Regions from separate parts of the Homo sapiens genome. Here region 2 is linked to region 1. Evidence: chromatin loops called from intact Hi-C (ENCODE). Cell type or tissue: Caco-2. All regions are shown on one strand. Each heading gives the region's core, and the rest is flanking DNA. Links, peaks and the distances in the headings are about the cores only. Region 1 overlaps MYH11 (myosin heavy chain 11). Region 2 overlaps MPV17L-BMERB1 (MPV17L-BMERB1 readthrough).

Region 1 (2,908 bases), core at 218-2,717:
GACCTCAAGTGATCCTCCCGCCTTGGCCTCCCTAAGTGCTGGGATTACAATCATGAGCACTACACCCAGCCAGGAGGTTTTAAGATTGATAGATGTCCCGAAAGAAGTGTACTACCGAGTCACTTTCTCTCTGCGCCTCTGTTTTCACATCTGTAAAATGTTTCCACATCTGTACATGCAGTAGCGTGCCTTACGAGGTTTGTCCATCCATAGATGGTTGTGCAGATGGAGGAGATAAGCATCTTTAAGGTGTGTGAGGGCCATGTGATATCAACTTCACCAGCCCTGGTGGACTCTAGGCAGCATGTTTTGGGGCCTCAGCCCTGTCTGGGTGCTGGGATGGCAGAACAGGATGTGGGCGGGCCATGGGGGCGCTGTCGGGTGGAGCTTCTGTGGGGCTCCTTGTCTTCTGACTTCATACCAAGATGCTCACGCCCCGCCCCCACGCCATGTGCTCAGGTGAACTCCTTCGAGCAGCTGTGCATCAACTACACCAACGAGAAGCTGCAGCAGCTCTTCAACCACACCATGTTCATCCTGGAGCAGGAGGAGTACCAGCGCGAGGGCATCGAGTGGAACTTCATCGACTTTGGGCTGGACCTACAGCCCTGCATCGAGCTCATCGAGCGACCGGTGAGGGGCACGTGGGCGTGCGGGGCTCCGTCACACCTTGTACACGTGTGTGGCCTCTGTGGAGCCGACGTGGACCCCACACTCTCCCCATGCACATAGCATTCCCCCACCCAATCCATCACCCAGTCCTGAAAGGCTGTAAGCTGAATCCTTGTGAACTCTTACAATTTCCATTAACCCACATTTTCATATCAAAGGTATTTTCTTTAATTTCTGCCTTCCTTCCATCCTCTTTTTTCTTCCTTTTTTTCTTCCCTACCCTCTTTCCCTTCCCTTTCCTTCTCTGCCATTGCTTTTTTTTTTTTTTTTTTTTTTTTTATGACATGGTCTGACTCTGTTGCCCAGGCTGGAGTGCAGTGGCACAATCTTGCCTCACTGCAACCTCCACCTCCCTGCCTCAAGTGATCCTCCCGCCTCAGCCTCCCAAGTGGCTGAGACTACAGGCGTGCACCACCACGCCCACCTAACTTTTGTATTTTCAGTAGAGACAGGGTTTCTACTAATTAGCCGGGCCTGGTGGTGCACGCCTGTGGTCCCAGCTATTTGGGAGGCTGAGGTGGGAGGATTGCTTGAGCCCTGGAGGCAGAGGTTGCTGTAAGCCGAGATTGCGCCACTGCATTCCAGCCTGGATAACAGAGTGAGACCCTGTCTCCAAAAAAAACTTTTCTAACAGGAACCCTAGGTGAATTCAAGTCAAGCAACAAATTCATTTGCAAGAATTATGAACTCGGCCGGGCGCGGTGGCTCATGCCTGTAATCCCAGCACTTTGGGAGGCCGAGGCGGGCGGATCACGAGGTCAGGAGATGGAGACCATCCTGGCTAACACGGTGAAACCCCGCCTCTACTAAAAATAGAAAAAATCAGCCGGGCGCCGTGGCAGGCGCCTGTAGTCCCAGCTACTCGGGAGGCTGAGGCAGGAGAATGGCGTGAACCCAGGAAGCGGAGCTTGCAGTGAGTCGAGATCGCGCCACTGCACCGTCTGCCTGGGCGACAAGGCAAAACTCTGTCTCAAAAAAAAAAAAAAAAAAAAAAGAGTTATGAACTCTTCATGATGTTGCCTGCGTGTTGCCCACTAGGGGGCGGCAGCAAACATTATGTTCTGCCTTCCATCCCTGTTACTGGTCCATTGGGCACAGGGTAATTTGAAGGTAGATTTGGAAGCATGGGGGTCATAAACTCATCTTTATATGTGGGCAAATACAGTATCAGATCTCGGCGGATGCCCATGCGTTGTGTATAGTTGGCCAGCTCTTCATGGAATGCCTGAGGTTGGGTGTTCTCTCTGATTCAAGCCCTACTTGTCTCCCACAGAACAACCCTCCAGGTGTGCTGGCCCTGCTGGACGAGGAATGCTGGTTCCCCAAAGCCACGGACAAGTCTTTCGTGGAGAAGCTGTGCACGGAGCAGGGCAGCCACCCCAAGTTCCAGAAGCCCAAGCAGCTCAAGGACAAGACTGAGTTCTCCATCATCCATTATGCTGGGAAGGTACCAGCCACAGGGCCCAGGGGACTCTGTCTCAGGGGACCCCCAGTGGCTGCTCAGCGCAGAGACAGTCTGAGAGTGGCAGAACCTTGGGCTGCCTGGAAACTGCAAAGCCATCTGCTGCTAAGCGAATCCCAACCAAGTCCTATTCGTAATTTGTCTACGCATCTGTAAGGCATCAGCTGTAGCCACTCTCATGTTTTCCAACCGTGACGTCCAGACAGTTATTTCTTTCTGTTTTTGTTGGAGACAGGGTCTCGCTTTGTCGCCCAGGCTGGAGTGCAGTGGTGCGATCATAGCTCACTACAGCCTCAACCTCCTGGGCTCACACGATCCTCCTGCCTCAGCTTCCCAAGTAGCTGGGACTACAGGTGTACACCACCATGCCCAGCTAAAATCTTTTTTCCTTTTTGAGATGGAATTTTGCTCTTGTCATCCAGGCTGGAGTGCAATGGCGTGATCTCTGCTAACTGCAACCTCTCCCTCCGGGTTCAAGAGATTCTCCTGCCTCAGCCTCCCAAATAGCTGGGATTACAGGCACCTGCCACCACACCCAGCTAATTTTTGTATTTTTAGTAGAGAAGGGTTTCGCCATGTTGGCCAGGCTGGTCTCAAACTCCTGACCTCAGGTGATCCACCCGCCTCGGCCTCCCAAGGTGCTAGGATTACAGGCATGAGCCACCGTGCCTGGCCGCCCAGCTAAATTTTTAAATTATGTATAGATATGGGGTCTTGCTGTGTTGCCCAGGCTGGTCTTGAATTCCTGGGCTCAAGAGATCTCCCTGCCTCGGC
Region 2 (2,876 bases), core at 1-2,500, 170 kb after region 1:
CTGTTGCCCAGGCTGGAATACAGTGGTGTGATCATGGCTCACTGCAGCTGGAACCTCCCAGGCTCCAGCAATCCTCCCACCTCCCAAGTAGCTGGGATCACAGGCCCGCGCCACCGCATATGCCCAGCTATTTGTATTTTTAGTAGAGACAGGGTTTTGCCATGTTGCCCAGGCTGGTCTCGAACTCCTGGACTCAAGCAATCCTCCCGCCTCAGCGCCTGGCCCAAGACACTTTTTTTGTTTTTTTTTGAGATGGAGTCTTGCTCTGTCACCCAGGCTGGAGTGCAATGGCACGATCTCGGCTCACCGCAACGTCTGCCTCCTGGGTTCAAGTGATTCTCCTGCCTTAGCCTCCCAAGTAGCTGGGATTACAGGCACCCATTACCATGCCTGGCTAATCCAAGACACTATTTATAAGAAAACCTAGAACCAGTCTACACATCCAATAGTGAGGAAATGATTAGATGAATTACAGTACATCCACAAGATGGATTACTAAACAGACATTGGCATGATTTATGAAGAGTGTTTAATGTTTACAAAGAGCTTTTAATGATGTGGAAGATGGTGGTATAATAAGTAGGAAAAAACTGGTTATAAATGATACCACAATATGATGTCAACGATGAAAAAATGCACAAAAAAAGACTTTTTTAAAACGTCGAAACATCAGAGTGGTCTCTAGTTGGAGGAATAATTTTTTTTTTTTTTAAGACAAACTTCTTCATACTTTTTGTACTTTTAAAATGATTTACTATGTACATGGATTACTTCCATAATCAAGAAAAAAAGTAAAAACTTTTAAAATGCTGTGAACGTGGTTTCCATTTTTATTTTCTCTGATGGGTGACTGCACATCAGCATCTTGAGTTATGCTAACTACTTAGGCTGGTCACGACACACACACACATACAGAGAAGTCACACAGGCTGTACCGGGCTGGCTGTTGCAAATGTACATGAATTACACGGGTTGAAGTTGTTTGGCAGCTAGTTAACATATGCCACCCAATGACGGGACACAATCTGGTCACACGCTGCCTCTCCTGCCTGTTGCTGTTCTTTACAAAGGTCCGTGTGTCGGGCTGGCAAAGTGGCATCCTGCTGGCATCTCTGTGGTGGCCCCGGAATGGTGGAGTGCCCAGGTCAGCATCTACTCTGGGTCCCATTCTCAACTGCTCTGGCCTTGACATCAGAGCTTCCGGTTCCCTGCTGGCTCTTCTGCACACTGGATCCATGCCAGTCCAGGCCCCCTCCAGGCACACACCTGAGGCAGACTGAGAGCACAATGGACGCTGTCCTGATGTGAACTGTGCCCAGACACAGGATGGGGGGAAGCGGGAGATGTGACCACGACACCACACACAAGCTCGATCTTTACAGATGGGCCCTCTGGGACTGCTATATGGGTGGTGCCCGAGAGACACGGGGGCCATGTGGAGCCCTCCAGGGCACAGTTGCTGGGAGAGGACAGACGGGAGGGGACCTGTGCCCATGTGCCTAGCTCTGAGAGCAGAGCTAGGAGGGTGGATGGGGAACGTGTCCGACATGGTGCTAGATTGTTGAGAAGTCACGACTACACACAGCTGGGGAGCATGCCCCTCTCCCAGTTCATTCACACGGTGGGTTAGATACAGCTAGAGAGAAGTGGAGATATGCTTTTTTGAGGGAGGACCTTTCCTGGTGTTTGGATAAACAGTGAGACAGACTCCTGGGTTCGGCATGCTCTGGGGAGGACCATGCGACGGTGAGAGACTCCCTACTGCTACACTCTGTACAGGGTGGCCAGGCCCGCCTGCCGTGCCCATGGCCTCTGGTGACAGTCACGGGCTTGCCTTCAACCCCTTCTGCCTTGGAGAGCTCTTGGGCCCCGGTGAAATGGGGGCTATAAAGACAAGAGGGTGGGGGGGGGTCCCCATGGCCCAGGGCACCCCACGTGGGGGCTACATGATGTTGCACTGGGTGGCCCCGCAACAATCCTTGATCAGTGCCAGCCCCGTCTTGGCCACCGTGGGCTTGCTAGGTGGGGGCTCTGCTTTCTTCTCTGCCCGGGAGCCTGCAGCAAGATGTGGGCACAGGGAGAGGGGGAGAAAGGAACAGAGAGAGAGAGGTGAGGTGAGCAGAGCCCTGACCATCTGCAGCCCAGCCCCACTGCAACCCCTGGCCAGGTCTTGTTCCAGGCCTTGTTCAGGTGGTATGGAGAGCTGATGCACATTTCATATGATCCTCAGCTGGTCCTCATTTTATAGTCCTCATTTTATATGGTCCTCAATGCTCAGCTTCCAACCCTAACTTTCAGCCCTTCTCCTAGTCAGCTGTTATCATCATTGTACCTGCCAAGCCTAGCACAGGGCCTGACATCCAAGAAGTATTTGGTAAATAGATAAATGGGAAATTTTGTTCAAGTCACTTCAATCTGAGGGCTCATATTTTTCAATTTTTGAAAATGCTCATACATTGTCTTTTCAGATACCTCCACCTCCCATTCTCTGTTTTATCTCCTAGAATGCCTATCACATGTAAGTTGGACCTTCTCACTCTATCCTCTCGGTTTTATAACTTCTCTTTCATATTTCTCATCTCTTTTTCTCTTTGTGCTGCATTCTGTGTAACTTTCTCAGGGCTGTCTTCCAATGTATAAATTCTCCCTTCAGCTGTGTCTCTGTATTTAATCCATTGAGTTTTTACTTTATTGATAAAAAAAAATTTCAGAAGGCCAGTTTTTTGCATGTCTACTTATTCTTTTTTCATAGCATCTTACTATTTCATTTTGGGTTTTATTCCTTCTCTTAGCTCTTTGATCATTTAAAAGTACTTAGTTTATTTTCCTTTTTAAATAGTTCTATATTTTTGGTTCTTGGGAGGACATTCTCTTTG

What was found. Peaks named below come from ENCODE experiments on the same cell type or tissue, not always from the same donor. Only the 100,000 strongest peaks of a DNase experiment are listed, where the experiment ranks them.
Region 2: a loop joins it to region 1, with 10 times the contacts of the local background. A loop is called at or near these places in 1 of 110 quality-filtered maps.

Annotation. Positions count from the first base shown.
Region 1 is chr16:15,755,552-15,758,459 of GRCh38, reverse strand. MYH11 (myosin heavy chain 11) reads left to right here. Exons shown (of 41, transcript NM_002474.3): 13 at 460-633; 14 at 1,946-2,119. Among named protein-coding and RNA genes, the nearest start is that of MYH11, 100 kb to the left of the region's middle. RefSeq lists enhancers at 25-658, 659-1,292. In Caco-2, for the core only: a CTCF peak has its summit at 1,720 (motif pointing right); a DNase peak (open chromatin) is centred at 1,717.
Region 2 is chr16:15,585,896-15,588,771 of GRCh38, reverse strand. MPV17L-BMERB1 (MPV17L-BMERB1 readthrough) reads right to left here. Exons shown (of 6, transcript NM_001414674.1): 6 at 513-2,055. The coding sequence ends at 1,943. BMERB1 (bMERB domain containing 1) reads right to left here. Exons shown (of 6, transcript NM_033201.3): 6 at 513-2,055. The coding sequence ends at 1,943. Among named protein-coding and RNA genes, the nearest start is that of MIR6506, 24 kb to the left of the region's middle. RefSeq lists an enhancer at 1,187-1,688. In Caco-2, for the core only: no CTCF peak of the experiment used is centred there; no DNase peak of the experiment used is centred there.